Linked DNA regions of Homo sapiens: all the other regions are linked to region 5. The links are chromatin loops, found by intact Hi-C in ENCODE. Cell type or tissue: CD4-positive, alpha-beta T cell. All regions are shown on one strand. Region 1 overlaps NEPRO-AS1 (NEPRO antisense RNA 1). Region 2 overlaps NEPRO-AS1 (NEPRO antisense RNA 1). Region 3 has its middle 3.8 kb from the start of CD200R1. Region 4 holds the start of MIR9900 (microRNA 9900). Region 5 holds the start of CCDC80 (coiled-coil domain containing 80).

Region 1 (5,000 bases), 390 kb after region 5:
ACATCTTCAGGAAAACCTAAGTTCTATTCTTTAGGCCTTTCAACTGATTGGATCAGGCTCACCCACATTACCCAGAATAATCCCCTTTACATAAAATCAACTGGCTGTAGACATTAATCACTTCTACAGAATACCTTCACAGCAACACCTAAGCTAATATTTGATTGAATAACTGGGTGCTACAGCCTAGCCAAGTTGACACATAAAGCTGACCATCACAGATGGAAAATGACTTGATCAAACATATATATAGGCTAAAGGGAAGAATTCAAAGTGTGAAAGAAGCTGGATATAAAAAAATAGGAGAGAATTGATGGAGAAAGACCCATTACTCATTCAACAAAGTTTCTGAGCGTCAGTTTTTTGCCAGACACCATCCTAGGAACCAGAAGAGACAAGCAGGGATGGAATCAAGTGCTGAAGTAAAGCAGTTGACTTAAATATCAAAACCTTTTATTATCTGAGCCAGGAAGAAAAATAAAGATAGTATAGATATAGATCTATTTCGGAAGGAGTGATGGACAGCTTCTGTGTTCTCAATGGAGGAGGATTTGAGATCATTACCAAGAGTGGAGGAGGGCAGGGAGATGGTGTTCTGGATGAGCAATGGATGTTGAAATCCGAGCTTCCTTGAATCAGGGCACATGGGAAAAGCACAGGCTATGTACATTAGAAGTAAGGTTTTAGGGCCCTACTGTAAACAAATCTCTAGACTGCAAAAAAAAAAAAAAAAAAAGGCTGTCACAGACAAAAATGACCATTAAATGTAAAACCTTGGCCATCTCATTAGTAATTCATGAAATACAAATTAAAATAATTTTTAGCTTCTATCAAATAGACAAAGAGTAAAAAGCATGGTGTCTGGTGTCACTAGGGCTTTGCACGAAAAATCTAGGTGCAAAGTTATCCTTTGTTGTAATCATAAAAAAGGAAAGTGACATTGTATCCTCACAATAATTCGATTACTTTCTAATATTTTGGCAGTGGAATTTTTTATTCCCCACAAAATCTTATATAGAAACCTACTATGTAAAACAAATATATAAAAGCAAGATTGCAGTGGTTAAGTATGTATGGGGGAATGCAAGGCCCTCCCATTAAGGCAATTTTGAGGGGCCATTTCCTGAGGTACTTGCCCAAGACATTTCCTAGAACAGTTTGAAACTTGCTGCTGTAAATAAATATGTATTAATGTGAGCAATTATTAATGATACATTAAGATTTTTTTAAGCAGTTCAGAAAACTGTATGTCATTCCTTGAAAAAAATACATAGCCACACATTGAGGAAGAGGTCTAGAAGGATCTAAATGAAGGTTATAACAATGGTCATTTTTCTGGCAGTAGGATAGATTTTTTTTTCTTCTATGAGCTTATTTTTTTATATTTTAAAAAAAGAAGTATTGCTGTTGTAATGAGAAAAAATTATGTATTATTTTTATTTATTTATTTAATTATTTTATTTATTTTACTTTTTTTGAGGTGGAGTCTCACTCTGTCGCCCAGGCTGGAGTGCAGTGACACTGTCTCGGCTCACTGCAACCTCCACTGGGAACAAGTGATTATCCTGCCTCCGCCTTCCAAGTAGTTGGGATTATAGGCACCCACCGTGGCCAGCTAATTTTTGTGTTTTTAGCAGAGACAGGGTTTCTCGATGTTGGCCAGTCTGGTCGCGAACTCCTGACCTCAGGTGATCCCCCAACCTCAGCCTCCCAAAGTGCTGGGATTACAGGCGTGAGCCACCTCGCCCGGCGAAAAAAATTATTTTTAATGCTAGAATGCTGTGTACCAAGATGTTTGTGTGTGTGCATGCACATGATATGATATGTGTATGCACAATATATTCAGAGATATATCTTTTGGCTTATTCACCTATGGCCTTTCAGCTCTAATCCCATGCTTCTATATTTGCTCTGTGATGCTGGAACTGGGACTCTGCAAACTACTTGGCTAGCTGGTAGATATACCAATATGGGCCACTAGAGGGAGGTTGAAGGCAAGAGCAGGAGAGAAGATTCTTCTCTGCTCCATTGTCCCTGGCAGTGTTGCCCAACACTGTCTTCACTCCAGGTAATGGCAGTTGGTTCCAGTCCCTGAATCTTTTTGACACACGCCCAGACCTACCCTCAGAGGTACTAGCAGCACCGGGATGGTGTTCTGTCCTCAGAGGTCTGGGTCCCAATTCCGTAAGTCCCTTCCTCTAAAAATCTAAATTCTGATAACCCCAAATTTCTTTGCCTGGTTTCTCCAGTTCCAGGGATTGTAACTGCTTTCAGCAGTTACCTCTGTGTTACTTCAGTGTTGTATCATCTTTTCATCTTAGTTCTTAAACATTCATTTAACTAATTCCTTATATTTACCTTAAATTCTTTCTGGTGGCCGGGCGCGGTGGCTCATACCTGTAATCCCAGCACTTTGGGAGGCTGAAGTGGGTGGATCACTTGAGGCCAGGAGTTCGAGACCAGCCTGACCCACATGGTGAAACCCCCTCTCTACTAAAAATGCAAAAAAATTAGCCAGGCGTGTTGGCGCATGCTTGTAATCCCAGCTACTTGGGAGGCTGAGGCAGGAGAATCCTTGAACCTGGGAGGCAGAGGTTGCAGTGAGCCGAGATTGCACCCTTGCACTCCAGCCTGGGCAACAAGAGTGAAACTCCATCTCGAAAAAGAAAATTCTTTCTGGTAAAATATATAACATGGTATTATTTTGTTTTACTAATGGACTTTGACTGATATGATATTTGGAACCAGAAGTGGTCCCAGGAAACGGCCCCTCTAAATGAAATTCTGTGGTTGGTTTGGCCATGTCCTTAGCTTTAAACACAGTAGTGATGGGGAAATTGGGTATTAGAAATCCTTGGTGTGCTGCAGCATCATACTTAGTCACCTGAAGCTGACTGTGAGGAAGTGCCCTCTGAAGCCCACTGACTCCACGACTGTTACAGTAGCAGTGATGCTTCTGAGTGCACTGGAAAGCCTACAGAAAGTGACACACTTAGGTATTTAACACAGCTCAAGTCACAGAGAATCAGGGAGCGTCTATGCTGGCCCTAAAATAATCAGTTATTTCTTATAGTTTCATAGCTGACCTTGACCCAAAATTCAGTTCTGTGGGTTGCAGAATTACAACCTAAACTGAATTCATAGACTCACAAATCTCATCTGTGAAAGTTAGAGCATTGATTGGCAGCAAGAAGGACTCTGAGCCTCGGAATTAGTTGAACTCAGGAAAAGCTGAGAATCTTGGAGCAGTCTGCCTTCCTGTGTCTGAGGAGACTTGTATGAAGACCCTATGATAACCTCAAGACCCACCAAACCACTTCTCATCACTTCTAGAGCTATAACTAAAATCAGATCTCAGTTAGCTCCAGGGGGACAAGTACAAAGTCTAATATGGAAAGAAATAGTTTAGATTTCAAAATAGTTGCAAAATGTTGCTAATTTTTAGTGACAGAAACTGAAGTAGTGTTGGATTTTAACGTTATTAGACCATAGAGGATGGAATATCAAGCACTGGACTAAACCAAATGTATCAATATGAGTCATCATATCAGTTTCTAGAGAGTCTTGCAGCGAGAAGTGTATCTAACAGTTTTCTTTGATGATTGAAAATTGAATCCAGCTATAACCTACATTCAACGAGGTTAAGATGCCAGAATTTCCCTGGATTAATGTAAAAGGAGGGATCCAAAGACTTAGGAAAATTGGAATGTTGGAATGGATATATAATCTGTGGTCTGCACATCCACCCCACCCCGACTGTGTCTTCTGAGAGAGCTCAGAGGTCACACCCTCCACTAAGGCCTTGAGAAATACATTAATGAGGTGCTATCAGTTTCTTTACAAAGTTCTGCAATGGCTGTCTTCTGTAGGTCAGAGTGATGATAGAAGATACCATCATTGAAATTGGCCCCTTGATTTCAATGGGATCCCAGAATGGTAAAGACCAATGAGCAATGATTAATTACAAGAGACAGTTGATGCATTTACTATAATGGACAATAGGAACAAAATGGTAACCAGATTGTTTTGACTAGCAAGGAACTTTAGTGGAGGCTAATTGATCACAGTGTCTGTAGGAATTAAATATATCGCAGCCTATGAAAATATTACTTCATCGATACAAAAGGAACCAGGAACTTGATTTGAGCACCAAACTGGAGAGACATGGCTTCTTACTTAGTTTCCAGATTTAGACAAGTTCAACAATATAGAGTCTCTTGATGGACAGGAAATTCAGGACAAGGATGTTCATCACTGTCATTTACAGTAACAAAAATGTGAACACATATAAATACTGTTGGGCTTCAAAGTGTGGGACCCTAGAAATTGAGAAAACCACAGAAGCAAGGTCATTCTCTCATATTCTCCCACCGTTCTGCAAGACAGCCAGCCATAAAAGAATTATCTGACCTACCTCCCCTGAAAGTAGGCCATAAGACATCACAACACAGGTGTCCTGCTCTGTATCTAGAGGAAATAAAGGAAGACATAAAGAAGAATCTGAACAAACAGGCCTTGCTAAGTTCTCCCCCACAATCCCTGTTTATTATCATTAGGTCATACTCTCCTTTGTCTAGTCATGTTTCTCCACAACTATCCACTTCTTTTATCGGACTTACCATAAAAATACAGTTTTCCCTCGGTTTTTGGGTCATCATTTTTGAAGGGTTCCATGTCATGTAAAATTTTGGTTAAATCTAAATTTTATATGTTTCCTTTGTTAATCCATCTTTTGTTCCGGGGTGTCAGTCATGAACCTTGCAATGGGTGAGGAAAAGATATTGCCTTTTCTCTCCTACAATATCCATGTTTCAGTTATCTGTTGCTGGCTAAAAATCAATAACTTAGTGACTTAAAATAACTATGTAAATGCTTACAGTACTGTGGGTCAGGAATGTGGGCAGGGCTCTGCAGGGGTGGCTTGTCCCTCCTCCACATGGTATTGGCTGGGTGGCTTGACTGGATCAGGAGACTCCCAGATGGCTTCCTTATAAGTCTGG
Region 2 (5,000 bases), 410 kb after region 5:
AACTCTCCTAACTTTCTGTCTTATCCCCAATGGTCTCCTCTTAAAGTTAGATTGTACTCCTTGAAGGCAAAGACTTCTTCCTCTTTCTACTTCTGCAGCTCCTCATACAGTGACTTGCACATACTCATACTAAGTATTGAGTAAGAATTTGTTACATTGAAGAGAAAAATCAGAGATTGTCTTGAAAACACTGAGTTAATATCCAGACAAAAGTGTGGGTAAATTCAGAAAGAGAATGGATTTTGACAGCAGCAGAGTCAAACTTTAGAAAGATGAACTCATCTGGGCTGGGAAATAATGAAGATGCACCATCAGACACCCATGGTGGTTCAAGGGCAAGGTGAAACCATAATAACAAAGATGGCAAAGACCATTTTGGAGTAACAGAAATGGGATTGGGTGCCTAATTGGAAATGGGGCAAGGGGAAGAGAGGAGTGAGGAATGAATAATATCATTCCAATCCTGAGTGGGTGCTGGGGTCATCAAAATATAAAGGCTTGGGGGAGAAAGAAAGAAAGTCAGCATTTGAGAAGCCAGTGAGCTACCTCAAGGAAAATATCACAGAAATAATTGGAAATGTGAGAGTGAGGCTCAGAGAAGCCGAAGGACCTGGAGACAGGGTTTGGGAGCCAGTCATCTAGCTGAGGCCAAGGATCATTAGGGGATGACTGAGGGGTAGGGTCTGTGAAAAGAGAAGGGAAGACGGACTGGTGGGGAAGGGAGTAGCTGAGGAACAGTGCTACAAAAGCCAGGAGGGAACGAGGTTTCAATAACGTGAACATTTCAAGAATTGAAAGGATGCAGAAGTTGGTGAGTATGAGGGCTGGAGATGTGCCAGTAGACTTGTGGATTGGATATCTGCTGACTTTTGGGAGATGAGACTCAGTGGGGAGCAGGGGCTAAAAGCTGTTAGATCAGGCTTGAAGGAGCGGTGAGAATGTAACAGCTGAGAGTGAAGAAACCAATTTCCTCAACAAGTATGTTAGTAAAAGGAAGGTGATAGGTACCCGAATATCTTGAGGGAATTGCAGAGTTTAAAAAAGTTTTGTTTGTTTTCAGGTTGTGCAAGACTGAACCTTGCTTGTTGAAGGAGGGTAAGGAACTGGAAAGTAGATTTTGAAGCACTAAGAGAGAAAACTGAATAAGCAAAGTCTTGCAGGTGTGCTGGGATTGGCCTCCCTGAGGAAGGGCTGCCTTTGGAAGGAATAAGGGTATCTACCCCTGAGAGAGAAGGAAAGAACAGGTTAGGAGTGAGGAATCACATAACTAAGGCAATGAAGAGAGTGAAAGGACCCACCTCTAGACATTTTCACTCTACTGGAGCAAGAGGGTAGATGGTGAGCCAAGGCCATGGGGTTTGTGAAGCTGGAGTTCCACACACATGATAAATGTCTCAGGGAATTGACAAGATATTTAAAGGATTGAAAAGCAGCAGTGAGGTCCCAGGATTCCTTTCAGATGGAGGTATCTTTTTCTAGAAAATTCCTTTGCATCCTTCAACACTCAGCTCAAATGTTCCCTTCTCCGGCTCACCCAGGTGGAAACAAAACTCATGGGAGTCATCCTGTCTCCCTGCAACTCCACAACCGTTCTAAAAATATTTACCTTGTTGTATTTGACATTTTATGTTCTCTCATTTGTCTCTCTCACTAGTTCTTGAGTTTCTAATTGGATAAAGATCATAATTTATCTCTAAATTCCCAGTGTCTGGGAACATGGCTAACACATATTAAGTGCTCAAAGGGTAAAGCGCAAGTGAATGAATGGAGAGATGAACACAAGAATGAATAATATTTTCCCCACTGGTGGAAGCTGACTTTTGCTTATAGCATCATTCATTAATGAGAGGAGGGAGAGTCCCAAGGAAGTCTGGTCCTCTTTTCTGGCTGCACAAGATGAGTGAAAAACTGCACATATGGCTACATGTGAAGTCAAAGCAAATGAGAACAATCATAGCCATGAAATGAATTTGAAATGCAAATAGGTTTCTCAAAACCCATATGCAGTTCTGAATAGCAGAAAAAAAGAGTGGGAGGATGGGGAACTGAGAGAAGAAAGGGACCAAGCCCAAGAGATAATTTTCAGTTGGGAACGGAATGACTTCCTAAATCGTAGAGTGTGTGGTCCAGAAAGCAGAGAGCCACAGATGCAGTTACTGTAAAAAGCCCCTCGTGACTTTTTTTTGGAAAAAAGAAAGTCTGTTTTGAATCTGGCTATCTCTCTAGCATAGCTTTGCCTTAAAAAGCCATGGCTCCATGAAATGCTGTTTCAGGTGGAAATCAGTTTAATGTGAATATGTGATACTTTGCAATACTGGTGAGTCTATTTACTGAACCCCTACTGTGTATTCTGCGTGTCTGTCTTTATTTTTCACAACCTTCCTGCTAGATGGGTGTGATTATCCCTGTTTTACATATGAAGAAACTGAGACAAGGAACAGATAGGGAAGGAACCTAGGATTGGACTGGTACACAAGGCCTAGATTAAAGACCAAGTCTTTCTAACTGGAAAACCCATATCTGTCCACTCTATTACACGATACTCCATCAAGTGTAATTAGAAACAGGCGCCATGGGGATGCATAGAATCAAGGACAGCTTTATGGGCACACTACCTGTGAAGGCATATGGACCCCATGTGTAGGAGGGTCTGGTGCTTGGTTTAATGTTCTGCTGCTACCGTCTTGAAATTCTCATTTTGCACAGGCATTTTCATCTTGCACTGGGCCCCACAAACGATGGAGACAGTACTGCATAGAATCAGAATGTTGGAGCTGGAAGGACTTTGAGAGGTCATCCGTTCCACCCCCACCCATCTTGCAGATGAAGAAACTGAAGCTAGGACAGTAGCACTGGCCATCTTCAGTCACAAGCTCATTCACGTCAGAGCAACAGTATAACCCAGGCCCCACAGAGTGTTTCCCCTTTGCTGCAGGAGCTTATCTCCAGCCAAAATATCACTTGTGGCTGAGCTGGGTCAAGTCATTTCACTCCTGGGCAAATGGCCCTGGACTTTTCATGAAACCAAAGGCACATAAACCTGAATGTGATTCCAGCAAAACCGCAATGTCTACTCTGTGGTAAAGGAAACCTTTAGCTGGGTGTCTCACCAAACACCTCTCTCTCCTGCCCAAACCTCACCAACATGCATTTCCTATGCTGGGTGTGCCAGCTCAGCCAGGATAAGGGGGTGGTCATTGCCAGGGCAGTGAGAGAGAGGTCAGGCTTAAGGCCAGGGCTCAGCTCCCACCAAACCTGGCCCACAGAGGGACGAGCATTTGGCCCAAGGCATAGATATTCCACATCTACTAAATCGATACCACATTAATCCCCTTCAGAAGGGCCTCTTAGAGCTATCCTCAGGTCATTAAGACAAATAACCAAGCATTTGTAAGAGTTTGTACTCATCTCTTCCATGCCCACATATTTGGACGCTCCAAAAGAGGACGTAATACTCTGTCAGCCTACAAAACATGGATTTGCAGCCAGGCGTGGTGGCTCACACCTGTAATTCCAGCACTTTAGGAGGCTGAGGCAGGTGGATCACTTGAGGTCAGGAGTTCAAGACCAGCTTGGCCAATATGGTGAAACCCCATCTCTACTGAAATACAAAAATTCACTGGGCGTAGTGGGGCGCACCTGTAATCCCAGCTACTTGGGAGGCTGAGGCAGGAGAATCACTTGAACCTTGGAGGCAGAGGTTGCAGTGAACCGAGATCACACCACTGCATTCCAGCCTGGGGGACAGAGCTAGACTCCATCTGAAATGAAAAAAAATAAAAAAGAAGACATGGATTTGCCTCAGACACACAGGAGTTGGTGGCTCTGCTTAGTGGAGAGCCAGGGCTGAGATGCATTGGGTTGTTTTGAAACCACATGTGTCTGCCCCAGCCCAAAGGACAGAAGTGTGGCACATACAGATGACCAAGGAAACTTGACTGTGTCTTAAAAGAGCCTCTTTTGGCCAGACGTGGTGGCTCATGCCTGTAATCCCAGCACTTTGGGAGGCTGAGGCAGGCAGATCATGAGGTCAGAAGTTCAAGACCAGCCTGGCCAATATGGTGAAACTCCGTCTGTACTAAAAATACAAAAATTAGCAAGGCATGGTGGTGCACACCTGTAGTCCCAGCTAATCAGGAGGCTGAGGCAGAAGAATCACTTGAACCCGGGAGGCAGAGGTTGCAGTGAGCCAAGATCATGCCACTACACTCCAGCCTGGGCAACAGAGTGAGACTCCATCTAAAAAAAAAAAAAAAAAAAAAAAAAGCCTCTCTTGGTTTCCTGGAATTGTGGTAAGGTTTTGCCTGTAGGAACAGTAAGAACAATTTTCGTTTTCAGGTTAGTGAGATAGGACGGACACGCATAAGCCCCACCTAACATGGAAGCAAGATGAGAGCAGGGAATTTGACTTCTTTTGTTCACTGATGCATCTCGGGTACCTGAAAAAGGCCTAGCAGATAGCAGGTGCTCAATAATTACTTGATATGCGAATGAATGCTACTGTGATCTTGAAGGATCCTTAAGCCATCCATATAAAAATGAATAGTATAGGGTCATAGATTTTTTTCATTTATCAATAATATGACAACCAAGGAGGGGTACTCGGAAACTCTGAGGAGGTAGAATGGGTCCACAGTGTCTTGTGTGTGCTTAATCCAAATGACAACAAGCAAGGGGGGGAATATTAGAAGTTACTATTTCATTTATTGGATTATTCCCCCATGGCTCTATGGATTTTGACTCATTCTAGAAACTCTACCAGACAATGGGGGTGAGTATTGCCCAGCCTTCACCTCCCTTCCCTTCTTGGGATATTTTTTCTCTATTCTACACAGTCTTGATGGGACTGGAAATTGAAATGCTAATACAGCCAGGAGGTGGGCCTAGGAGTCAAGAGCAACCAATTATACCCTTTTCTCAGGTCTTTCCATTTTAAGTAGACCAAAGCAAGGATGCAAAAGAAAAATGAATGGAGGATTTTTTTCCAGCAGCGATGACCA
Region 3 (5,000 bases), 340 kb after region 5:
TCTCTTCTGTCTAATGTTTCACCAGGTGTCGGAAAATTAGTGAGAATACATCATTTAAAATACAGATAATATTCTGGTTTTCCACTACATAGAAGTGAAAGTTGGCCGGGAGTAGTGGCTCATGTCTGTAATCTTAGGACACTGGGAGGCCGAGGCGGGCAGATTGCCTGAGCTCAGGAGTTCGAGACCAGCCTGGGCAACATGACAAAACTCCAAACTCCATCTCTACTTAAAAAAAAAAAAAAAAATTAGCCAGGTGTGATGGCACTCATCTGTAGTCCCAGCTACTTGGGAGGCTGAGGCATGAGAATCGCTTGAACCCAGGAGGCAGAGGTTGCAGTGAGCAGAGAGAAGTTAAAGTTAAAATTCACACTCGCTTAGGATACAGATAGACATAGGGTTAAGTCTCTGTTGTGCAATTACTAGTCCAGTGATACTGGGAAAGTTTCTTACTCAAGTCTGTATCTGTTTATATTATATTGACATTAGCTTTTTCTCATGTCATCAAAAATTCTTGGAGATCATTTATTTTAATATCTGCTCAATGACATAGCCAAAACTAAACCACAGAAGGGCTAAATGGCCTGTGGCCTCAAAACAACTTATTGGCACGGCTGGGAATAAAATGTGTTATATTTCGTAGCCCTGTGTTCTTTTCACTCAACTCCTCTACTTTGAAATTTCAGGCAACAACTTTCATAGACACACTCCAATGCACTCACCTGAGGTCAGACCACAATCTGCAATCAGCAGTTTAAGAATCAAGTGATGGGTATCAAAAACCATAAAATTCACTAAATAGATTTGGCAGGATGACAGTTTCTCTCCCTGGTCCCTCATCCTCTCCACCCCCAAATCACATGCCTGTAACCTCTCAACTCCCACCTTCTACCTTTTATGGACCATGAATGTTTAAAACAATAAAGGGACTAAAAGTTTGTTAACATAATCATCCACTAAAGACATGCCATGAAAGTCAGTATAATAAGAGAAAGATGTGTCTGGTAAATACACCTCTCTAAAAAATCTAAAGGCCCCAAATTCTCCCTGGTTGCGGCCCTTGGGCACAGGACCCAGGAAGCAAAGCAAAAGAGTGAAAAAGGATCAAGAAACAGGTGTCATTCAAACCAGAAACCCAAACCTTTTACTCTACCAGTTTTCCAATTCTCCTTCAATAATACCAGTTAAGAATCATAGCATAAGAGAAACAAACAGGACAATGTAATGCCAGTTAATGTTGTAGCCAAAACAAAAAGACAGAGAAACTTTAGTAAATTAGAACTACTTTAGGCCATAATGCCCCCAAACCAGCATGGCTGGTTTACTCAATTTATCAATTGCAATAAACTGAAAATTGATGTAATAACTATAAATGTTGTTGAAGTAAACTTCTTCCAATCAGGTGTATATCTTTCTCTCCAATGTCAGATTCAGACTTAGCCACACTGAAACCATTTAAGATGAAGTGTTGCAGCCTTCCTCTTGGGATTCCTCCCCATTATGTAGAAGATTTGCATGGCTCTTGAATACTTACTGCAAAGATTCTATGGACTTTTATTCCTGACTTCTCGTTCCCGGGACCCTTTGCTCCCCAGTACCATTGCCGACTCATTCACCTCTTATATTTGAGTCTTGACTGCCGAGAACTTCAGCACCTGCCTGCCCTTCCTACCATAGCTGAATTTTCTGGATGTGCATTCTTGCAAAATGGGCCAATAACTACTTGCCTTGTCACTGTTACTTTTGGTGAACTCTCTGGCTTAGATATCTGGCCTGACTTACCCTTCTATACACTTGCATGTGTGCACACACAAACATAACACACACACACACGCTCACACAAATATGCTAGCGAAACACTTAGTCCTAATTCCCTCAATCTACTCTGTCCTACTGCTAGCCAAGTGGTAACATGCCAATTTCACAGAGGTAAAAAGAACAATACCGAATAGTCTAAAGAATTTCAAGGGACTCAAACTCTACAGCACTCCACTCTTGTCTTTACTTCCTCTCTGCTCCCTTGTACAATAACTACAGATCTGAATCTAATGAATTACCACAGAAATGCTATAATTCAACATACAGTTGCATAAAAAGACTGCTTTCCTGGGCATATTCCATTTTCTATTTTCCAATTTACCTCTCTGTAACCTTCATTGACCCATGCTCTCAAGACTCATCTGAAATCCTGTATCTTCCTCCATGGACAATCATTAAATAGACTAAACAGTAACTTAAAAGAGCCTCAAAAAATGCATACTTCTATTTTTATACCTACTATTATATTGATTTTTCTTGAAAATTTTTACTCCTAATATATGGTTGATCTACGTCAATGTATAAAAAGTCTTCTTAAAAAGTTAGAAAAAATATATCATATTGGAATTAATGATTATTTTTTATTATAATTTTACAGATTATACAAAAAGGAAAATTGAGAAATAGATGTTTGAAAATCAAATGTGTGCAGTATCAAAATAAGCAAAATCAGAGTAGAGAAATTAGTAATCACATTTTATATTTAGCTAAATATCAACTGTAAATCTCACTGGTCAGATCCATAGCAAGTATTTGTCAAGCCCTAAGCTTAACACCCTGATCTTGTTCTAAGCAGTTTATAAATATTACCTAATTTAATTATCTCAACAATCCTATATAGTAAATACCACTTACCATTGAGGAAACTCAAAGCAGAGAGGTTATGTAAATTGTCAAAAGCCACACAGCTGATAAGTGATAGAAACAGGATTCAAGCCCAAGAAATCTCACTCCAAAGTCTACTTCTTAAACTATGTGGCTAATTAGTCTCTGCTTTACTATCTACTTTTTTGAAGGTGGTAACTCTGTTTTGTCTCCAATACATCTCCCAGGTTCCTAACCCCTACTGACTCTATTTATGTACTAATTCACTCTTTCTTCCTTACCTGCTCAAAATTGGTCTGTTTTGTTTAAATAAATAAGCAAACCCTGTGCTGTTTCTAATCATCTATTTGCATTAAGATTACTCTCTGCTGCCCCCTGGAGATAATTTGGTGAAATCAATGCTAAGATTTTTGTAAATTTATCTAGCAAATTCAAAAATAGCTTCACATTAAGATTTTGATCACAAAGTATGCTAACATGCCTAAATGTTATACATTTAATTTACATCTTTTGGAAACTGCTGCAACATAACAAATGACTACCTGATGGATAGTACAGATATTATACCTTGAAGAAATGTTGCTGAAAAAAACAAAAATGAATCTTTTGAGTTGCCAGGATGGTTTAATAAAACAACAGTGCTGCCAGGCATGGTGGCTCATGCCTGTAATCCCAACATTTTGGGAAGCTGAGGCAGGAGGATCACTTGAGCTCAGGAGTTTGAGACGAGCCTGGGCAACATAGTGAGAGCCCATCTCTATAAAATTTAAAAATTGTTTTAAAAGCAGCAGTGTAAAGAAATGGATAAATGGATGGATGGATGGATGGATGGATGGATGGATGGATGGATGGATAGAAGATAGATTCCCTATCTCATTGCATGAAAATTTGCAAAGATTGCCACCTTTGGGTACCCTGGAATGCAAACTCCAAGACGGAGTTTAATGTGAAGAATTGTTATTATATTAAGGAGTAACCTCAGATCATCACTTGGGGATAAGAAGGAACAGAAACTGATGTGGGTATAGGGAATCACACTATATGGTAGGCCCACACCAGAATCAGCTAGCCCTATGGGGAGCTATAGAGCTGAAACTGCCCCTTAGAGTTGTCCTCTGTTGTCCTGAAATGGGCAGATCTTTACACTTCTGCATCTATGAGTCATTTGTTATAGCCACGGGAAAGACCATGACCTTGGGTAAGGAAATCCATGAAGAGGCCAATCCCTGAACTGTGGAAAACACTGTCAACACTGGAGCAACAAAGTCCTTCAATGAAGGGGGTTGATGGTACCCCACAGTGTTTGTCTGCCAATTGAATAAATGTTGGAAAATAATCCACTCTAAATCTAGTCTCAAATGCAATGATATTCCACTCAGCCAATTGTCTTTCATTCCCAAGAAACCAAATTAATGGAAAATCTTGTCAAAAATATAACCTTGAAGTAGCTCTGCATTAAGATATTTTCTCCCTGAGGCAGTCAGGTAATTTTCATCTGTAAGTGTCAACTGAGAAATCCAGAAGATATGGAAATAAATTTTTTAAAGGAAAAGCCCAATCATATACCTTGGCTAAAAACTAACATCAAGGCAAAGCATGCTGAAGAGAGACAAGTATCATCTGATCTCCAGAACACCCTAATATTAAAGTCAAGAAGAGCAGAACATTTTAAAAAGAAATAGTCTAGACTGAGCCAAGTGGGTTTACCTTAAATGTCTCAGACAATATTAATTGATAAGCAAATTAGTTCTATATAACTTTCTAACAAAAGAATATGAATCATGAAAATTATGTCAGTCATAGAAGCTTATATTTGCCTGAAATTTTATTCAAATTTTATTGGGCCTTTCTCAAAGAAATGATAAATGTTCTGTTGATCCATCACAGTTTTATTTTATCAATGGCTTATTTTGTCCCCAAATTTGACCATCCTGTCTATCTTTTATAAGATAATGTAATGTTTTCAGTGAATAACTGAAAAATAGTTTAAGTTGGCTAAACTCTAATTAGTTACAGTTGGAGTTTAAGAATGTCACAATTTTTTATCTAATTTTGAGAGGAGCTGTTAAGGTTATGGCTCCTAAGTTGAACTTCTGGGTTCAAATTTCAGTTCAGCCTCTTAGTTTTGGGTTACTGTGTTGTTTTTTTTTCTGTTCTCAGATGCTATTTGATTTTTTCGAATCTGCTAACATTTTTGTAACTTTAGTTTTCCACCAAAACTTTTAGTCCTTTGTCTCCTGAAACATAAAAATAATATTTTAAAGTCTCTGTCTGATCATTCCAATATTTGAAGTAATGGTGGGTAAATCTCTATTGGTTCTTTCTGTGATGTTTGGTCTCCTCATGTGCCAGGTATT
Region 4 (5,000 bases), 92 kb after region 5:
GGAAAGATCATTTCAAATGTTACATTTTATTGTCCTATAAACATTAAATAGTTCTGCATCAATTGGTAAATTTGTTTCTGTATTGCTGAGTGCCTATATGTGTCTATTCTTCAGATTCTCTTTGAATCAGTTTTAACATCTTACTGATTCCTTCATTAATTAATGTATTAAATAAAATATTTGATATGTATTCATTTTACATTCAGATGAGAGTGATTATTTTATTTTTTAAAAATTAAATTTTGACACCCTTGAAATTACCCAATAGCCAAGAATTATCTACCTGAATTATATACAGAAGTTGATACTCTCTAAAACAGTATTTCCCCAGGTACACTCTATCTAACCCAAATTCTGTGGGTGTTAATAAATATTCCCTGAAAGAAGGGTTTCATTTTTAAATAATTTGGGGAAATTTTTTATTCAAAGAACCTCTTGCAGCACTAGTATTTTATGTACAACATTTTAGAAAATTTTATTCTAGGCCAAGTGCAGTGGCTCACACCTGTAATCCCAGCACTCTGGGAGGCCAAGGCAGGCAGATCACCTGAGGTCAGGAGTTTGAGACCAGCCTGGCCAACACGGCAAAACCCTGTCTCTACTAAAAATACAAAATTTAGCTGGGAGTGGTGGCACATGCCTGTAGTCCCAGCTACTCAGGGATGCTGAAGCAGGAGCATCACTTGAACCCAAGAGGCAGAGGTTGCAGTGAGCCGAGATAGTGCCAATGCATTCCAGCCTGGGGAACAGAGTGAGGCTGCATGTCAAGAAAAGACAAGACAAGACAAGAAAAGAAAAGAAAATCTTATTCTAGATTCTTGGATCATTGTAAACTAATCACAAACCATTAGCCAAGACCCACATACAATTATTGTGCTCATGTCAAAAAAAATCATTCTATTTCTTTGCCTTAGTTTTCCCACCTTCAAAATGCTCTTGGCTGTCTGGCTGTCTGTAACTTAAGCCTGCTTGCAACCAGTAAGGTTTTAGGTGTATAGGTGTGTCTCAGAACCAAGAGTATCTCTGATTTTTGTTTGATTTGATTTTTCTAGATATTCAAGAGATTGAGATAGGATCTAGAATATCAAATTATTGATTTATAATGGATCATCAGTGGCCCAAAAGCTCATGTTCGTCTTTCAAGATTCCACCTTCCTGGTAATAGTGGGCCTGGTGGCTGGTAGTCAAATGACTCTTTGGTGACTGTGAATCAGAGTAAAGTGAGGTATGCACTCTCTCAGATCAAGTAATAATAACAAAGTATGATAATAATCACTAACACTCTTAGATGTTTACTATTTGCCAGGTCCTGGGCTGAACACGGTGCATAAACTCATTTAATATCTAAACTAGTGATATTTCCATCTTACTAAAGAAGAAGCTGAGCCTTCTAGCCAGTGAGTCACTTGTTGAAAGTCACATGGCACAGGTTGAGCTGTGATTGAGGCCCACACAGTAGTGAGCATTATAATACCCAGGCCTATAGTCCTTTGGCTGATTGGGGCCAGATGTAGTTCAGATTTCTGAATTTTTAAGATTTGAGAGAAGTAAACAGTTCATATACTGTACATTAAAACACCCCTAGTGGGTACTCTACCTTTTAACGTTCCTACTAGGAATATGGGCAGCCTCTCATGATTAAACACATTAATTAATATATCTGTCATAAAAGATAAAAATACTCACATTAAGATAATAAAGACTATGTCCTCATATTGCAGGTAAACGTTGTTGCCAAATAGGTCTCAAAAGAGTTTCCATTTTCAAAGTTTTTTGAGTTTTAGAACTTCACATAAAGGATTCCGGACCTGCACTGTTCACTAGGTTTAGTATCTCTCCCTTCCCGGGGTAGTGCCGACAATACTGCTGATTCTTACTCTTACTTTAGGTTTGATGAGCCAAGCTTCCAGCTCCAGGTTTTCTTGAGTCAGGGTAAAATACATTTGGCCTCTAGGGGGAGCTCCAGGCCTCCAGTTTCACTCCACTTCACCACTTCCCCAGACCCCAATCTACACCCTGGAAAGCAAAGCGCTCCAACCCCAAAGAGGAGCTGTACAACTGGACATGTCAAGAAGTACTTACATTGAGCCACCATACAAAGGCTGTGGTCTCTTTTTCCCAGCATTTTCTTCTCTGGGAGTGTGTCTTCCCTCTGCACACGTGGTACAGTAGATGACCAGGAGCTGCTCCTGGCCGTGGCTCATCCCTCCCTGAGAGAGCAATGGGATGGGCAACGTCTACAGAACAGTGTCCCACAGCGCTTAAGAATATGCAGGCCGGTCCTCCCTTTCCTTGGCAGGCTTTCCTACCGCCCTTCCTTGCCATCAGTGTGGTACAATAGAAAAGTTAGAAGGGCGGTGGCTCACGCCTATAATCCCAGCACTTTGGGAGGCTGGGGCGGGCGGATCACGAGGTCAAGAGATCGGGGCCATCCTGGCCAGCATGCTCAAACCCCATCTCTACTAAAAATACAAAAATTAGCTGTGCGTGGTGGCGGGCGCCTGTGGTCCCAGGTACTCAGGAGGCTGGGGCAGGAGAGTCTCTTGAACCTGGGAGGCGTAGGTTGCAGTGAGCCGAGATCAGGCCACTGCACTCCAGCCTGGCGACAGAACGAGACTCCGTCTTTAAAAAAAAAAAAAAAACGGAATTTTTTTTTTTTTAATGACCTTCCTTAAAGGCAGCAGAGGGAGGTCTCCGTGTCCCAAGCCTCTGCACAGGGTCCCTCATTGAAACTTGGAATAAAAGTTCACCGAAGCCAATGAACATTTTCTGGTTTTCTGCTAAATGTCTGTTTTCTCACATGAGAAAAGTCGCCGTAGAGAGACTGTTCCCTAGATTCCCGGAAAAACACCGTTCCATTCCCATTTAGAAACAACTTATAAATACAGTTGTCTATGTGTGGGCTTTGTTTTGGTTGCATTTCAAACCTGCTTTCTCTCATTTACACCTTCAATTAAGTGCTTTTATACTTTCTCAGGTTCCCAGTTACGGGAATTCTCTTGGTTGTGTCTAGAGCTGGCTCATTGCATTCATTATGTGTTATATTTCACCATTTTAGCTTTCAGAGATAACTGTGTACCCAGGGTTGGTATTCAAAACTCTGAGCAACTGAAAAGCCACAGGCACCAACCAATCAGAACAGATGCTAGCTATAAGCAACCAACGCAGCTGTGCCGTGCCATGCACACAGATGGAGCCTCAGCCTGGCTGATGTGATCTATGTAAGAATCTGGTCTATGATTCCATTCTAGCTTCTATTCCTACTTTGTACTTGGCCTACTTGTGAAATATGTCTTCATGTAACATTGAGGAAAGGCAGTAAAAAAAAATTTCTATTGCCATAAAAAACACATAATTAATGCTGCAGTGGCAAACAAAAACCAATGCTAGTGTAACCACCCAAGGGGTTCACCTTGCCCGGTGCCTAGACAGAGCCGATTCATCAAGACAGGGGAATTGCAATAGAGAAAGAGTAATTTATAGAGCCGGCTGTGCAGGAGACTGGAGTTTTATTATTATTCAAATCAAACTCCCTGAGCATTCAGGGAGCAGAGTTTTTAAGGATAACTTGGTTGGGTGGGGGGAAGCCAGTGAGCCAGGAGTGCTGGTTGACAGGGATGAAATCACAGGGAGTCGAAGCTGTCTCCTTGTGCTGAGTCAGTTCTTGGGTGGGTGCCACAAGATCAGATGAGCCGGTTTATTGATTTGGGTGGTGCCAGCTGATCCATCAAGTGCAGGGTCTGCAAAGTATCTCAAGCACTGATCTTAGGAGCAGTTTAGGGAGTCAGATTCTTATAGCCTCCAGCTGCATGACTCCTAAACCGTAATTTCTAACCTTCTGGCTAATATTGGTCTAGTCCCCAGGCAAGAAGGAGGTCTGCTTTGGGAAAGGGCTGTTACCATCTTTTTTTTTAAACTATAAACTAAATTTCTCTCAAAGTTAGTTCGTCCTACGCCCAGGAATGAAAAAGACAGCATGGAGGTTAGAAGCAAGATGGAGTCAGTTAAGTTAGATCTCTTTCGCTGTCTCAGTCATAATTTTGCAAAGGTAGTTTCAATCGTGCTGATTATTCTCACTGCCTACTTAAGTGTAGTATGAAAGGAACTATTCCTGGTAGAAGCTGATATCTCTATCTGAAAGGCAGGATGTGGCCTCTAAGAACCCGCTCTTACTTCTAAAAGGACAGGTCCTAAGAGACTGCATCAAGCCTTCAGCTCACAAAGAATTGCTGCTGGTACCATTCAAATTATTCATTCTAGAAAGCCCAAAAAAATATTTCTTAAACCTGCTAACTATAACCTTCCGTAATAGCAGCATAGACTACCAGAAGCCAAAAATATACATTTCATGTAAACAGCTTTGAGCTTTGTCAAGTGTTAAATACTGAACTGGTCATCGTACATGACTCAAAGTATCTAACTCAGGGGTGTTTTCTGCACACATTAGTCAATGCCATCTCCTGACAAAATATGACATGCCATTTGCGGCTCTACTAGGCATTCTAAATATCAGGAAAAAAGAAGAGAACTAAGGTATGAGATTGTTACACGCGGTTGTGAGTAACAGCAAGGGAAAAGCAATAGAACAGAGGTCTCTGGGCAGAAAGTTCCTACCAGAGAAATTCTGCTGGTTTGTTCTAATACCCAGGCACTGAGTTAGCTTCCAATGCAAAAGCACAAAATATTAGAAGGAATATTAATATAACCTCTCACTCTATAGAGGAGAAAGCAAAATCCTTCAACTACCTCTCAATTTTAGTTGAAGCATTTAGAGGAGTTTTCTGATGGATATACATAAAACCTGCTTTACACAAATTGGTTTTATGGTGTCCTTGGTTGGAGCATCTCTATTACATAAATCATGAAATGACTGCTTTTGGACAAAATTTCCCCTTTATATTTCTCTAGACTAGGGAACCTGATATAGAGTGTGAAGAACCTTTTTTCTTCTCCCATTCTCTTTTTTTGGGGGCTGATTTTTGGTTCATATTTGTAGGTTC
Region 5 (5,000 bases):
GAGCTGTCCTTCTAAGTCTTTGTATCTCCATTTGTCTGCAGTTTCTCCTCGGTCTCGTGTGTCTGTGTGTGCCAGTCCCTTGTGCTGACACAGGACGTCCCTTAAAGTCCAGTCCTGGCGATTTCTGAATCTCACTCTTTCCCTCTTTAAAGTTCCAGGATCCTTCTTATCTCCCTTTCCCCCATAGTCTGGCTTAGTCTCTTTGTTTCCGGGCGTAAAAGCACTGGGATTAATATGTTTTCCAGGCTGAGGGAAAACACAGGAATGTGATGTCGAAAAGGGACTTTTTTTTTCTTTCACTGTGCTTCTCTCCTCCCTTTATTTCTCCCTACCTTTTTCCTCCTCTTTTTCTTCTTCTTTTTCTTCTTTCTCTTGCCTGGATTCAGTCCCAGAAATGTTAGGACTACCTCAGTTTTGCTCCAAACCAAACTCAAACAACAGCAGCCACTGGAAATCAAGGAAACTTCACTAAGAATTTAACAGATCAGCAAAACACCGCCTCCTTCCCATTTTAGCACGTTCAGAGTGGACTCAGTGAGGAGTGAGAAGGCTGTTCTTTGGGGTGGGGTAAAGTTTTTAAACTCCACACATCATCATAAATCACTTTAGAAGAGGATGACTGGTGCCTTAACCCCTTCCAAACCAAGTCATCGGGGTAACTTCTCTTCCAGTCTGTTCTTACACTGTACTTTGGAAGGAGAAAATTCTCAGATTTCTGCATCAGGCTACATTCTTTTCTTAGAGACAGATACTCATTTGGGTCAGGGTGCTTGGCTGTGCTGACACAGACAGTATATATGTATTTATAGTCCCATGTGTATATTCTTATATCTTTCTCCCTGCTTTGTGCTTTTAGTTTGAGGTTGGAAAAGCCCATGGAAAACATGACTAGGTTGTTTTTATTTTATGCTAATTGGGGATCATATTACTGTGTTCTTGGTCCTAGTTTCTCCTCGGCATGGAAGGAAGCTGGTAAAAGGTTAGAAATGCAGGCAATGGCTGCAAGTCGAGATTGCAGTTGACTGTTACATCAGGGAACAGGCATTATGATCTCTAGCTTCAAAGCTCTGGCTGCAGATGGTAGACTAAGGGCTCCCTTGGAGGTCCCGAGTGTGTGTGTTTGTGTGTGTGTGTGTAGTGCAATATTTTCCTCTGCAGAGACTTTAGATGTCTGAAGGGCTTTAGGCAATCCATAGAAGTAGACTTATCAGGTTCTGAAAGAGAGAGTGAGGCAGCTTTGGGATTCCACCTCCTGAGTCTGCCATAAGGATTCAATGGAGAAGGAAGGGGTCTCAGGTTACGTGGATATTTCTTCCGGCCATGCTGGGCGAGCTGACTCTCCATGTCACTATTAACTGCCACCAACAGTGACAAGCCAGGGTTCTCAGAAACCTCCTTGCCAGCTCAGTCATGCTAATAGCGTCCCTCACTGGATCAAACTTCATCCCTAGTTGTTATGCCTTGATCAGCCCCATCTTGCCCTGGTCACATTTGACTTTTTTCACATAAGCTACGAGCATGGAACTGAGAAAGTCCTGTATAGAGGTTAACTATAGAGTTGCCCGGCCACACCTTGAAGTCCCAGGGGTACCAAGAAGGATGGCCAGCCCTGCTGTGGCATTCTCTCAGACACTTGTAAGGATAATAACAAAAGTGGGCTTCAGGCAGAGACCCTCTGTCCACTGGAGTCATAGATTGCAGCCTTCGTGGTATTCACCTGTTGGGTTGATCAACCTAGCCTTGTGCTAAGTTGGAGGGTCCTAGATGTTACTTCCTTTCTCATAATTTTCTAAGGCGTCCTACACTATCCTTACTGAGCTTTCTCCCTTCTGGCTTTTCATTTCCTCTTCTCTTCTCTCTGCTTATAACAACTACCATTTATTGAGCATTTACATGTGAAGCTTTGGGCTTAGTATTTTTGTGAATTCTTTTATTTAACCCTCACAGTATCCTTAGAAAGTAAACAGAATGATCCTCATTTTATAGATGAGCAAACTGAGGCTTGGTGAGTTTAAATAAATTGCCTATTGTCCCACAAAAGGTAAGCAGTAGCTCTGAAATTTGAACCCAGGTTTAGAACAGCCTACAAAGCGTGATGCTATCCTGCCTCTCTCTTTAATTTTCTACTCATACCTTCAGTTTTTTCCCTTCCTTCAATTCCTTTTTGCATTTCCCACATTCGTAGAAGAGTTTCATTTATTTGTTCAACCAGAGTACTTACACTTTTAGAGTCCTACTGTCTGGGATAATTGTGTAACTGTACTTTTTGCTTTTCTCAATAGGTCCTTAAAGCCCTTTATTATTTTTCTTGAATAAGTCATGACTTACACAAACCTCTCCATGATGTGCACAACATTTGTCACCTGTGCGCTGGTAAAGCTGAAATACAGCCACTTTAGCAACCCCGAATTGACCATGAGGAGCCACCCCAACCCTGGGTTGTGCCTGTCTTCCTAGGACCTCAGGCTTTCTTCCCTCTGTGAGCTTCAGTCACCAGATGGCGCACTAAACACACACACCAGAGAGGACCTAACACTCCACCGCCGCCGTTAGTCCCCACCCCACACCCAACTCCTTCCCCCAGTCTCTTCTCACACACAGATACATACACACACACTGGCAAAGTGGGGCTTCTCATGCTTGTTTTCATCTCAATGCCTAAACGCTTACCTGGGGCTTCAGAAAATCCTCCTGAAGAAGTATTGGAGGCACGTACCTAATAAGAGCAATGATAAATTCTCATTCATTCATTTCCGGGGAGATCTATAATGATTAATGGCTTGTAATAATTCTCAATTTCAAGTCCGTTATTTAAGAGCTCCATATTTTGTAAGTCCTCCATTTAGATCTTTCTATTTTTCTGCAACTGAAGAAACAATTAACCAATTAGTGCTAGGGGTTGGGGGAGGGTGGTGGGGGTTGGTGATATCTGAAAGGAAGACATTGATGTTGAGTCAGAAAAAGGTGAAAGGAAGAAAATGTTAAAGTAGACTTTAGAAATGCTAATTTGGGAATTAATTGATAGGAAACTACCTGACATTTGTTTTGTAGTAATTTGTGGGGAGGAAAGGAAAGAATGTACAAACTAGAACTGCTTTAGAGAAACTAGGGTGGGGATAGTTATTTGATGAAAGCTGGAGTGAATGTAAGAAGGCATCCAAAAAGGAGTGTGCTAACTGGTCAGACCCACACTAATCCAAGACTTCAGCAACCTGGGACCAAGGCTCAGGGTAACACGCTGTGACAGGCACGCTAGAGAAACCAGGGTTTCTGTCACATGCCGTTGGTTCTCTTGCACAAAGTAACACTCAGAGATGTTACTGAACTGAATTCTATTGCTAAAATAAAAAAGCATTTGCTTAAGAAGAAACAAGAATAAAAAGAAAAGGAGGGGATAACAGCATGCTGTTCAGTGTGGTTTTGGAGGGAAACCACCTCTCCTGCTCTGTGATCATCAGTATCCCCAGCAAGAAAATTAGCTGAGCCATTTTATCACACCTTTGTGGCAGAAGCACAGACAATACTCACACTGAGGAGGCTATGTGTTTTTCCTTCCCATTTGCAGAACTCAATCAAATGTTCAGTCTTAGGCTGCATTTGTGTCCTTCAGAATGAAAAAAGAATTCTTCTCTTTCTCAGTATTTTCAGTGTAGGACAGACTAAATAAATAAGTTGCCAGGTCAGAGAGAAAGCCAAAGATGACTATTAATGCAGGGTGCTGCTGCAGCCCAGGTGATACCAGTGAGCTGGGGGTTTCCCAGGTGCCAGTGGGACCTTGACCCCAGCCAGTGTCCAGGCTCTTGACACTGTCAAAAGAATGAATTCAAGGATATTCTAATCTGCCACGTCAAGAGTCTCCTCAATTGTGTTGACCATGCCTTTTATGGGAGCTGCCAGGGACCTCAAGCCCCTTCAGTCTCAGTTATGGCCATTACGGCACTGGGTGGCCTCCTCTCCCTTCAGAGCTGAGAGCAATTCCTTTTCCAATGGCCCTCCTGCTTGCAGTGAGGACAGGGTCTGGGTGGGCTCCCTTGGCTGGGACAGTCCTTTCTCCAGTGTCCTGACTTCTCACACTTGGAGCAGCAACCGTTGCCTGCAGGTTTGCTGTTGAGCCTGTTTGGTCTGCGGTGAAGCGTCTTCCTGGGTGACCCTGAGGTTGCAGGGCACTGTTTACAGTGACTGCTAATCATTTGGGCTGGCTGTCTATCCCATTTTTTGCCATTCTGGGTCATTTCAGCCATTTTAGCTCTGTCCCTATTATTGAATACCCCAAAAGCCACACCAAACATTTCATTAATAGGTGTGTAGAGTTCCAAAGCCAATTTCTGTAATGTTCTTCTTATGTCAGGTGCTGACTGGCTAATAAAGTGTGTCTGTAGAAAAATTTGGCCAGCGTCAGTACTGAGATCAATGTTAGTATATGTTCTTAGGTCCTCCACAAAGGTGCCCCTGAAACAAAGCTGAGTTTTCATCCTTTTCTTATTTATCTTATTTTATTACAGTTCGCGGGCTTAGTGGTATATTGTTTCATTCCCTCCACCAAACAAGTCACCATATGATTTTTCTTAGATCAACCTGGTCCTGTTGATAGTTCCAGTAAGGGTCATTGCTAGTCACGGATGTGGCCCCCACAGTGTATCGTTCAGGATCCCCAGCAGACAAGCTGTAAGCATAAGCCTGGGTGCTTTTTCTTTACTCTTTTTTTTTGAGACAGAGCCTCGCTCTGTCCCCCAGGCTGGAGTGCAGTGGTATGATCTCGGCTCACTGCAACCTCTGCTCCCGGGTTCACACCATTCTCCTGCCTCAGCCTCCCGAGTAGCTGGGACTACAGGCGCCCGCCACCACACCCAGCTAATTTTTTTTTGTATTTTTAGTAGAGACGGGGTTTCACCATGTTAGCCAGGATGGTCTCGATCTACTGACCTCGTGATCTGCCCACCTCCACCTCCCAAAGTGCTGGGATTACAGGCATGAGCCACCACGCCTGGCCCTCTTGATCC

The links. A loop is a pair of places that touch in the nucleus more often than their neighbours do. Peaks named below come from ENCODE experiments on the same cell type or tissue, not always from the same donor. Only the 100,000 strongest peaks of a DNase experiment are listed, where the experiment ranks them.
Region 1: it touches region 5 in a loop (4-fold over the local background); 13 of 110 quality-filtered maps call a loop at or near these places.
Region 2: it touches region 5 in a loop (3-fold over the local background); 10 of 110 quality-filtered maps call a loop at or near these places.
Region 3: it touches region 5 in a loop (6-fold over the local background); 99 of 110 quality-filtered maps call a loop at or near these places.
Region 4: a loop joins it to region 5, with 2.1 times the contacts of the local background. A loop is called at or near these places in 32 of 110 quality-filtered maps.

What each region holds. Positions count from the first base shown.
Region 1 is chr3:113,033,596-113,038,595 of GRCh38, forward strand. All of the region lies in intron 1 of NEPRO-AS1 (NEPRO antisense RNA 1), which reads left to right. Among named protein-coding and RNA genes, the nearest start is that of RMP64, 16 kb to the left of the region's middle. In CD4-positive, alpha-beta T cell, CTCF peaks have their summits at 1,966 (motif pointing right) and 2,167; a DNase peak (open chromatin) is centred at 1,976.
Region 2 is chr3:113,055,307-113,060,306 of GRCh38, forward strand. The region is part of intron 1 of NEPRO-AS1 (NEPRO antisense RNA 1); the gene reads left to right. It overlaps LOLI1 (lncRNA oncogene in liver cancer 1), which reads right to left. Exons shown (of 3, transcript NR_189285.1): 2 at 3,640-3,761. Among named protein-coding and RNA genes, the nearest start is that of RMP64, 38 kb to the left of the region's middle. In CD4-positive, alpha-beta T cell, no CTCF peak of the experiment used is centred here; no DNase peak of the experiment used is centred here.
Region 3 is chr3:112,976,429-112,981,428 of GRCh38, forward strand. No RefSeq gene overlaps it. Among named protein-coding and RNA genes, the nearest start is that of CD200R1, 3.8 kb to the left of the region's middle. In CD4-positive, alpha-beta T cell, CTCF peaks have their summits at 3,026 (motif pointing left) and 3,231; a DNase peak (open chromatin) is centred at 2,993; H3K4me3 peaks cover 2 bases; H3K27ac peaks cover 1,754 bases.
Region 4 is chr3:112,732,957-112,737,956 of GRCh38, forward strand. LINC02042 (long intergenic non-protein coding RNA 2042) reads right to left here. Exons shown (of 5, transcript NR_110017.1): 5 at 3,493-3,740. It overlaps MIR9900 (microRNA 9900), which reads left to right and starts at 4,133; the gene lies at 4,133-4,225. In CD4-positive, alpha-beta T cell, a CTCF peak has its summit at 1,997 (motif pointing right); DNase peaks (open chromatin) are centred at 1,955 and 4,155; H3K27ac peaks cover 1,401 bases.
Region 5 is chr3:112,640,592-112,645,591 of GRCh38, forward strand. CCDC80 (coiled-coil domain containing 80) reads right to left here and starts at 552. Exons shown (of 8, transcript NM_199511.3): 1 at 1-552. In CD4-positive, alpha-beta T cell, CTCF peaks have their summits at 2,486 (motif pointing right) and 2,694; a DNase peak (open chromatin) is centred at 2,510; H3K4me3 peaks cover 382 bases.